2 separate regions of the Mus musculus genome follow, and region 2 is linked to region 1. The links are chromatin loops, found by intact Hi-C in ENCODE. Cell type or tissue: left cerebral cortex. All regions are shown on one strand. Links, peaks and the distances in the headings refer to the core of each region. The heading gives the core; the rest is flanking DNA.

What was found. A loop is a pair of places that touch in the nucleus more often than their neighbours do. Peaks named below come from ENCODE experiments on the same cell type or tissue, not always from the same donor. Only the 100,000 strongest peaks of a DNase experiment are listed, where the experiment ranks them.
Region 2: a loop joins it to region 1, with 3 times the contacts of the local background. A loop is called at or near these places in 1 of 42 quality-filtered maps.

The regions. Positions count from the first base shown.
Region 1 is chr2:129,797,789-129,803,164 of GRCm38, reverse strand. Stk35 (serine/threonine kinase 35) reads right to left here and starts at 2,648. Exons shown (of 4, transcript NM_183262.3): 1 at 2,319-2,648; 2 at 1,161-1,761. The coding sequence starts at 2,624. Stk35os1 (serine/threonine kinase 35, opposite strand 1) reads left to right here and starts at 1,706. Exons shown (of 1, transcript NR_029452.1): 1 at 1,706-4,796. In left cerebral cortex, for the core only: CTCF peaks have their summits at 1,461 and 2,673; DNase peaks (open chromatin) are centred at 1,656, 1,883 and 2,613; H3K4me3 peaks cover 3,264 bases; H3K27ac peaks cover 2,060 bases.
Region 2 is chr2:129,738,312-129,743,687 of GRCm38, reverse strand. No RefSeq gene overlaps it. Among named protein-coding and RNA genes, the nearest start is that of Pdyn, 41 kb to the right of the region's middle. In left cerebral cortex, for the core only: no CTCF peak of the experiment used is centred there; DNase peaks (open chromatin) are centred at 1,178, 1,471 and 2,948; H3K27ac peaks cover 442 bases.

The sequences.
Region 1 (5,376 bases), core at 57-5,056:
ATCCAATCCACTGTTAAATGACTTTAAAACTCTGCAAGGAGTTCTCCTGGGACCTTACAATAAAATCTGACAGGTGCTCCAAAAAGACTTTAGGAAATCTAGCCCTAAATCCCACCCAGTCTGCTAAATTCAACCTCAGATAGGGAAGGAAGGCAGCAATATATCTGCAAAGATCTGTGAGGGCCATGCTGGCTTACAAATACTTCAAGGACACAGGAATTTGGAGGCCGGAGTCCCACTCTTTCAAGCTGATTAACCTTAATCGAGCTGTGTTTGTGCCCACTAGGCTGAGTTCCTCTATTTATAGAGCAGAAGCTTAATTTACTGTTACAGATATTATCCAAATCGTAGCGCTCAGATTATATAGCTGGGATTGCGACTGTCCAATTTCCCTCGCCCTACCCCCTGCCCCAGGAACTCAAGACACTTGCAGCCCACTGCCTCTTCTCTAGTTTACACAGGAAGGCAAGGTGTTTGGCCTCCTGGAGCCCCATGGTTCTGCAACAATCACTGCTCAGACAGCCCCAGGGGTTATGAAAACAACTGAGATTGTAACAGGGCAGGGAAAGCTGCAACCTGTTTTGTTATGCGACAGCTCTTGGCCCACCTGAGGGGGTTATTACTGGGTGCGTGAGTTATTAACCTGTGGTGCCCTCAGGGACTAAACCAAGAACCAACTGAATGATTGTCTGCTCTCGGGTGAAGGGTTGGGGTTCTCGGAGGAAACCTCACACTTGAAGACAAGGTTTGGGAACAGAATTGGAAGAAACTAGAAATCAGGAAAGGAGAATGGCATGGGTGGGTCTGCTACTTTTTTTCCCCTCTAGGTTCTGATGAGAAAGAGGCATGAGGGGGCTTCTGCAGTTCTACCAACTACTTTGAATCCCACCAGGACTACTCTTCATCCATCTTTTAAAATGCTAGGCTTGTAATTATGGCTCACACCTACTGAGTGAGTACTTAAAAAGATCAAGGTTAGCACTTGGTGAGCTTGTTAGGGAATGTCAGCTAACGGCTGGGGAACAGACTGATTTCCTAGCAAGAAAGAAGGTCCCAAAGCCGGGTCAAGGACCTTAGCGAGCCAGAGACAGTTATTAGAACTGAGTGGTTCTGAGAACAAGGGGGTCCAGGAGAGGGCAGGACTGCCGGCTGTAGTCTACCTTTGAGCGAGGTCTCCACCAGGCGCAGGTAAAGCTGTGAGTTCTTGTTGCCGTGACTCATGCGCTGGGCTAACCCGTTGCGCTGTAGGACGCACTCCTCAAACTGCACGATATTCTGGTGCCGCCGCTTGAGACTGGTGAGGGCCCAGAATTCTGCTAGTGCCAACTCCACGTTCTCGGGAGCGTCGCAGCGGATCTTCTTGACTGCCACCCTGGCCCCACTGCGCCCAGCCACAGCCTCATAAACCACGCCGTAGCTGCCGCGCCCGATCTCCGCCAAGAGGCTGTAGCGCGGCCGTGCAGGAACATCCCCGCCGCCGCCATCCGGCCGCCGCCGGGCCAGGAAGGCCTCGCCCGGGACCTCGGCCCCAGCCGGATCCATGGCCTGGGCCGCCGGCCTCAGCTTCTCGCACAGTACCCGCTGGACTGGGCTTCGCCTTTTCCGCTCCGGGCTTTTTGTCCCTCTGCGGGCTCCGTTCTCTTTCCCCGTTTCCATGGCTGCGGGGGGCGGGGGGAGCAGCAACGGCGCCGCCCGGGCCCCCCTTGCCTCATCCCTCCGTCTAGCCCCGAGATGTGGAGGAGCGGGACCTTGGATGGTGATCTAAGGGCGAGAGGGAGAAGTTAAAACCCACCGGGCCGAGAAGGGTAGATGAGGAACTTAAAGCGTCCGGCGTCCCACCTCCGCCGCCGGTCGCGGCCCCTTTAAGAAGGAGCCACCGTCTCGAATTGAACGGGGGAAGGGAAAGGAAAGCGGGAAAGACGGAACCACCGGGAAGTACCGAGGGAGGACCGGAAACCGAAGCGCAAACCGTCCCCTCTCGCCGACTTATCCGTCAGGAGCAGAAAAAATAAATAAAGCCGTAGGGATCGTCCCCATCGAAGACGGCCGGCTTAAACTTTCCTGGGGCTTAGCCCCCTCTCAACGGCCCCTCCCCACGTCCTACCCGGGCTTCTCCCGGTGTAAACAGTCCCGTGAATCAAACCCAGGAGAGCCCGGCGGGACGACCCAGACCCCCGGGGACAGCGGGCGAAGGGAAACCGGCTAAAAGATCGGCTTCCGAGGACGACAGGCGGAGGCCCCGGTGACGCCCCCGGGACTACGGTGGGGCGCCGGGGCTCCCGCTTCGGCCCTCCCTTCCTCCCTCCACTCCCTCTTACCTGGCCGGCGCTGTTCCTCTTCCGGGCGAACCGGTTCCCCCTTGGAGCCCGCGCCGGAGGATGGTCCGTTCCGAGCCGGGCTTGTCTGCAGAGCCGGGTAGGGCGCGAGGCGGGGAGCCTGGCTGAGCGTGTAGCGCGTCGCGGCGCTGCTCTTGTGATGACAGCAACGCTCCCGGGGGAGGCCTCGGCTTCCAGGTTCCCGTGGCCGTCCCCGAGTTCACGCCAGCTGAGCACTTTACGTAACCTCTTTATGTAAGCTGCACCTCCCGCCGCCGCTCTGGTCAGCGGAGATTCCTGGTGGCCCATCCCCCAGGAGGCCAGCGGAGAGCCGCGCCGCCTCTCTGCAGCCGAGGTAGACCCAGCCGCCGCGACAGCCCGGAACCAATCACTGGCGAGAACACCCAGCCAACAAAAAGAGCGCGCCAAAATCCCGCGATTTGTACCGAGGGCCTTCGCGAGGCGCCTGCACTCCGCAAACGCCTTTCCGGACTTGACCTGCATCGTACCTCTACGCCCGCACTCGGCACTTGATGCTGATTGGGGGAATGGCTTAGGTGTAATCGATTCACAGCTGAGACCAGGGTTAGAACGCTAATCTCCACGCCCACTAATGACCCCAATGATCTCAGCCGCACTTAATCCTCAGTATCCTTCTCTGCCAAACCCGGGTGGTCCGCACTTCCAAGGTTGCAAAGGACCAAGTGAAATATGATGGCTGGCTAATTGAGTGCCTGATATAAGCTGCTTTGGGCTTGGATTTTGATACCCTTCACCCCGGCCGCCCATTGTGGTGGGAGGGAGCACAATGGCTGTGTAGTTAAGAATGATCTTGAACTTTTCCTCTTGTCTTCATCTCCCGAGTAATGGGATTAAAGGCGGGCACCACCACACCCAATTTATACACCCTATTTGTTTGTACAGAGCTAGGAATCCAAGGGTTTTGTGCATGCTAGACAGGCACTTTACAAAGCTACATCTCCAGCCCCTAGGCGTGGTTTTTTAAAGTATTTTGTACCCTGCTTTGTACTCCAATGCCTAGAAGGTGCCCAGTATTTTGTTAGCTGATATTGAAGGACAGTAACTAGAGTTTCTGCTACACACTATTTTAAGTCTGGGGAAAAAGGAGTAGACACGACAGTCTTTGCCTTAATTGCGACTCTTGACACTGGAGGAGACAGTCAACCTTGTGTCTTCGTAGATGTCTCACAGTTAAAGTACTTAGAACAGTGTTAAAATACACACAAGACAGATTAAATGTAATGTAAAACAATAAACAAGAGTTTCTAGAATTTCTATAGCTTTTCTGTATGTAAGTGGTCACATATACACACAAGGTGTAAGAATAGTAAAGTCTCATCTTTTTTTTTGCCAGAATTACATTGTTTTGCTATATTTTCATGTTCTGTGCACAAATATGTATGTATGAATGTATACATGTTGTAAATCCTTTTATATTTATAAGATATATATGTATACATATATATATATATACACACACACACACATATATATATACACACACACAAATATATGTGTGTGTGTGTGTTTTTTTCCCAAGGACAAAGATACTCTCTAGCACACTCTCAATACAGTGCAGAACCATGAACAATGCCATGCTTTTGTTTACTATGCCATCTCAAGGTTTACCGATTGTCCTTTCCTTTCTCTTCTAGTCCAATATACGAGTCCTCAGCACCTAGCCTTATTGGATAAGGATTCCAACAGCCTCGTTGTTAACCGAAACTCCTTTACTTCTTTTCCTTGTTGTTGCTGGGTTGTTGGGTTTTTTTTTTTTTTTAATTGGTGGTGATTTGGGTTTTTTGTTTTTTGTTTTTGTTTTGTTGGTTGGTTGGGTTTGTTTGTTTGTTTGTTTGGAGACAGGGTTTCTCTACTTAGCTTTGGCTGGTCTTAAACTCAGGGATCTGCCTGTCTCTGCCACCCAAGTGCTGGGATCAAAAGGTGTGCACCACCATACCCAACCTCACAATTTAAACAACTTAAATTTCTTTAAAGGGTTCATCTTCAAATATTGTTACTAACCTATTGGGGGTTATAGGTTCAACACATGATTCTGAGGTAGGACCACAATTCAGTTGGCAGCAATCTCTTTAGAAAATGACACTCATCTGAGTAATGAATAGCAAGAAGCCAGTCATGCCACAACTAGTGGTGGGGCATTGCAGGGAGAAGAGACAGCAAGTACAAGAGTGGCCAGGGAGATAACCTTGGTCAATTAAAGAGACTATTAGAATGTAAAACAGCCTGGGTAATGGCTCAGTGTGAACCTGATGACTTGATTTCAATCCCCACCCCACCCCCCAAGCTGACAAAAAGGTGAAAAGAGAATCAACTCCACAAAGTTGTCCTCTACCCTGGTACCCACAATCCTACAGAGATGGTGATGAACCCCAGAGGCTCAGAGGTATGAGTCCCCTGCAGCTGTTGAATTAGCTAATAAAATACTTTCACATTTGATTCTTAAATTTGGACTTGCTTAAATTACTAAAGTAATCTTCACTTGCTTTTATGCTTGATAGCTAACATTTATGAGCAGTTTCTATCTTCCTGGCATAGAGAGTGACAAAGAGTATTTATGACATCCTTGAAAACATAGTTTCTTTCAAAGTTAAATGTATATGTCTGCCTGTGGCCTAGCTAGTTCCCAGTCTAGAGGTTTACCCAAGATAAATGAAAACTTAGATTCACAAATAGACTTTTGTATAAAACTATTCATGGTGGCTTTTCCCATGACAGTCAGAAACTGGAAGGTACTACTATGTTTGTCAATACACAAATAGATTGTGTTACTTCCAGATAGTGGGAACAAAAGGGGAACTGAGACTCTATAGCATGGAAGAATTAAAAAAAAAAAATGCAGGGTGAAAGAACCCAGGCACAAAAGAACACATGCCAAGTGAGTCCTACACCACTCGGGAAAAAAGCTCAGACTAATCTATACTAGAGAGGGATCAAAGAAGAAAAAAGGAAAACCTTTTGGGGGGGGTGAACAATAATGCTCATTTTTTTTTTTTTTTTTTTTTTTTTTTTTTTGGTTTTT
Region 2 (5,376 bases), core at 129-5,128, 60 kb after region 1:
CACAGCATTCAGAGAACCTGGTGTCTGCCCTTCATGATCTGGATGTGGGACAAGTTACATATGTTACTGAGATTGGATGCTGCAGAAATCTCTCTCTCTCTCTCACACACACACACACACACACACACACACACACACACACACACACACACACATCTGGTACCCACAGTCATCTGCCCACCTGGGGTGAGCCTGGAGATCCATGAACTGTAGCAGCCTAGAGGAGAGTCTTACCCAAAGCAGGAAGGTGCATCTTCCTCCTTCGGCACCTCTTTAGGCTCCCTGCAGACAAACTTTAGATTTTATCAGTTGGCGAAATGGCAGTAATTATGAGGCCCAGTGGTGCTAGTACACAGCTGTCTGGGAAAGGATAAATTTGCATCTGAGAGGCAATAAAGTAGTGACTGACACACTGAGCAAACACTGAATTATCGTAATCTGAGCGGTTTGGTCCAGTACAACACTCCCCCCAGCCTCCCATGGCCATTCCGGTTTGTATTCAATACAATTAAGTGAGCAATTGTATTTTTAGTATCCAGTCACGCTTGCCACATTTCCAGAACGTAATTGTCTCACGTAGGTAGTGCCTACTGTATTAGAGTATACCATTTTCTTCCTTGTTCATTCAACAACCTTTAGTTGCCTCTTAGCCCTGGCCAGTGGGAAGCTTGGAGACAGACTAATCAGTCTCCAAGGTCAAATAGAAGGCCACTGTCTAGCAAAGCCCAGGCCCTCATACCTCTCTTCCCTTCATGGCAATTTCCTAATCTGTTGGCTGTCTCTGTTGTCCTTTCAGAAAAATTTCATTTGAAGCCATGTATTTCAAGATTAGGGTAGATAAATGAAAACCTTCTAAGCAAAGGACACTTAATTTAAAGTTGAATGAATCTCTAACAAATCAACTTCCTTATTTTCCCAATAAAGAAGTTAAAATCCGGCATACGAAAGCTATCACCCCCTGGGTCACAGAATCGTAGCTGAGATGATGATGCTGGTCTTATGACTCCCGTTCTGGGTCTCACTGCAAGGGACCTACTGCCTGTCTTCGAGATACGAAGGTGACATCACCCAAGGAAATAATTAGACCAGAGAGTTAGCCATGATTCACGGCTGTCTTCTGAATTTCTAAATATAGGGATGAGAAGGTCAGGCAGAGGGAGGTGTCATCCAGCCCAACGAGTTCTCAGAGGCACGTGCTCCCTTACCTACAGAGATGGGGTAGGCTGGTTGCCTCTTTGCAAATGTTACTTGGGACTCGACTCATATCTTAGCTGCTCCTAGATTGTGGACGGATTAATTTCTATTCCTTTGGGGATGCCTCTGTTCACTCAGCTAATGTCCCTGTCCTCTTTCCCTTGAGAAAGATACAAGGTCATAGCTATTGCAATTGGCAGAAATTGCAGACATACAAATTTGAAAGCTGTCCACCTATAAATGTAACTGTGAGCCTACGAGGTGACAGCCTGTGCTGCAACGCATTTCCTGTATCTCAGTTTCTGCGAAATAGCTTCCAAATCTGCCTACGGCCTCACTTTCCGCTTTTACTTGTATCTCGAAGACAGGCAGTAGATCCTGTGCAGTGAGACCCAGAACAGGAGTCATAAGATCAGCATTATTATCATCTCAGTTATGATTCTCTCTCTCTCTCTCTCTCTCTCTCTCTCTCTCTCTCTCTCTCTCTCTCTCTCTCTGGGTGGGTGGGTGTGTGGGTAAGTGTGTATGCGTGCACTCCTGTCTGTCTCTCTGTCCTGACAAAACACATATGTTAATATGTCTTTATGGTTGACTTAGAACTTGCTATGTAGATCATCCTGTTCTCGACTTGCAGAGATCTTCCAGCATTTGCCTCTCAATTGCTGGGATTAAAGGCATGCCCCACCCTGCCTGGCTACCATCTTGTCCCTTACTAACAAAGGGCTTGGATGGAGTTGTCCTCTAGTCCAACTAATTCTCCTCTGGGTAGCAGAACTGTTGTCATTTTAAAGATATAATTTATTTACAGAAAGTTCACTTTTTTTTGGTGTACAGTTCTGTGAATTTTGCCAAGCACACAGTCATAGAACCACTATCAGAATCAAGAGTTAACAGGGCTCTGATATACCTAAGGTTCCCCTGGAAACTCTGCAGCCAGTGCTTCTTTCCATTTCTAGCTCCTGACAATCACGGGTCTATTTTCTACTCACAAAGTTTTAGCCTTTCAAAAATATCACACACAATAGAATTACATAGTGAATATCTCTTTACAATTGTGAGTGCTTTACAGTTGACCTCATGCATTCAGCAGATGAATCCTACTCTCTTTGTCCAGGTTGTTTTCTGTGCTGTTTGCTTCTCTTGTTGCTAAGTAGAATCCCACTGAGCTAATGGGCAGTTTGTTGATCCTTAGTCAATGCCTGACTTACTTCCAAGTTTCTGGAAGCTGCTACAAACAATCACCTGTAGTACACATATGTGTATGTGTGATATGTGAATACATGTTTGCATTTCACTTGAGTAATTCTTAGAAATCAGTTATTGGATGGGTAGTGGTGGTACACACCTTTAATAGCAGCACTCAGGAAGCAGAGGCTAGTAGATCTCTGAGTTCGAGACCAGCCAGGTCTACAGAGTGAGTCCTGGACAGCCAGGACTATGAAAAGAAACCTCATCTTGAAGAAAAAAAAAATCAATTGCTGGGCTGGATAGTGTATTACTTGCTTTTTGTTTGTTTGTTTGAAGCTGTGACAAAATACTAGACACAAACAACTTAAAGAAGAAAGGATTTGGTTTTGTTCACAGCTTCTAGCCAGAGTCCATCACTGCAGGAAAAGCATGGTGGCAGGAGTGGGAGGCAGACAGTTACATTGTATTCACAGTCAGAAGCCTAGAGAGGTTGATTATGCTGGACCGACTTTTCTTTTCCTAAAATGGTGTAGCCCAGATTGGCCTCATGATTCTCCCCCACCGCCTCTTCAGCATCTGCCCACCAGTGTTTGGGACCACAGTGGCTCTTCCTTATTGTTGTTCACCTGACCCCCAGTCAGTTGGCCAGTGCTGCCTACGTTTAAGGAGAGTATTGGTGCCCCAGTTAAACCTCCTTGGAAATGCCCTGACAGACCTACACAGAGGTTCATCTCCTAGGTGATTTTAGACCCTGTCAGGTTGGCAACAAAATGAACTATCACAGATGGTGAGAGTATTTCTAACTTCAAATGGAAATTGTAAAATTGTTTTTCAAAGTTGTAATTCTCACAGTATGTGAAGAGACTATTGCTCCAGTCTTAGCTGCATTTGGAACAGTTTAGAATTTTTGTGTTTTATTACTTCTTTGAGTATTTTATAAATGTATTTTGATCGTAGTCACTGTCTTCTCCCAACTCCTCCCAGATTCCCTCCTTTCCTACCTAACCCTGTGTCCTCTTGCTTTTAAACCCATTGTCTTAATATCTTCATTGCTGTGAAGAGACACCCTGACCAAGGAAGCTCTTATAAAGGTCATTTAATTGGAGCTGGCTTATAGGTTCAGAGATTCATTCCATTATCATCAAAGCAAGAGCATGGCAGGGTCACAAATTCCACCCCTACAATGACACTTCCTCCAACAAGGCCATATCTCCTAATAGTGCCACTCCCTTGGCCAAGCATATTCAAACCACCACACCCATCAAGTACAACTTGTACTATCTGAACATTCTAGAAAGTATGGCCTTCTACTGGAGCATGGTCAACCTACCAGCGGTGACTCCCTTAAACAAAACTGACTCTCTCCCACTCTCAGTAGCCGTCAAGTTTTAAGAAGTTTTGAATGAATGTTCTTAATAAAAACTTCAAATGTGTGTTATGGGTTTAGCTCAGTGGGTAGAGTAGCTTCTGTGTAAACCTGAGGATCTGTGTTTGGGTCCCGGGGACCCATGTAAAAGCTGTATGCTACAGTGGACATCTGTACCCCAGCAGGCAGGCAGATCCAGGAGGCCAGCCAGGCTGAAATAGTGAGCTCTGGGTTCACTGAGAGAATCAGTGCACCCAAAATATAAGATGAAAGAGAGAAAGACGTTGTAGCATCAACATCTGGTCTCCAAATGTGGCCAAGAGGGCAAATGCATCTCCGTGCACAGCACACATACATGGACATGCATAACTGAGCACACACAGTTAAAATGTTACCACTTAATGACAATATGAACTAACCAGTACCCCCAGAGCTCCTGTCTCTAGCTGCATATGTAGCAGAAGATGGCCTAGTCGACCATCACTGGGAAGAGAGGCCCTTTGGTATTGCAATCTTTATATGCCCCAGTACATGGGAATACCAGGGCCAAGAAGTAGGAGTGGGTGGGTAGGGGAGCAGGGTGGGGGGAGGGTATAGGGAACTTTCAGGATAGCATTTGAAATGTAAATAAAGAAAATTAATAAAAGGAGAAGAAGAAGAAGAAGAAGGAGGAGGAGGAGGAGGAGGAGGAGGAGGAGGAAGAGGAGGAGGAAGAAGAGGAGGAAGAGGAGGAGGAGGAGGAGGAAGAGGAGGAGGAGAAGGAGGAGAAGAAAGAAGAAGAATGTAACCACTTTACACCCCCCCCCCCCAACTCCCGAGATATTCCCTCACATATCATTGGTCTTCAAGATCTTACAGATCTGGATGCCCGGACTATTCTGACTTCACTGGAGGAACCCGGCTCACTGAGGACTAAGTCTTGCCTAACGTTAGCAAATCAAATGTCTTGGATTCTTCAGGAATGTGGGAGTTGAGAAGTGACTTATCTCAGAAGAGACCAATCTTGTGTATCTCCACTTCCATTCCATAACCATCTGAGAGTGGGAATGCTGATAACATACATTTTGCCAAGTTATTTCCATGTTTACAAGATTTGCCCAGCTTCCTATTTGACAGATGAAGAAAAAAAATCTTGTATATTGTAGGAAACTGAAGTTCACTCAGGGGAGGGTAGCTGACTCTCTAGCCAAAGCGACTTGGGCTCAAGTTTTGGCTCTGCAATTATTTGCTGATCATCTCCAGTAAGATGCTCCATATATACAACCAAGCCAAGCTGCATCTACTTTCCACACTGGAGAGGATTAGATGAAATACTATAAACATCACGGTTAATATTTTTATTAATTATTCCATGTGGAATACTCGAGCCTTCCACGACTTGCTCTGAACCTAAAGACCCAGCCTTGTCTTTATCTCTACTTAAATACTCCATCTAGTGCTAGGGCTCTTTATGCTTAGAAGTCTTCTCCCATTTCTCACCCAGCAGGAGACTTCCCTATTTAGACCAGACTCACCCTGCAGAGGGCCCTCCTGTATAGACAAGGCCAGCCTTCCGTGGCTGGTGATCTTCCTGTCTCAGTGTCCCCAGTTCTGGTAATGTACTTCTGCATCAGACACTGTTCCCTTTC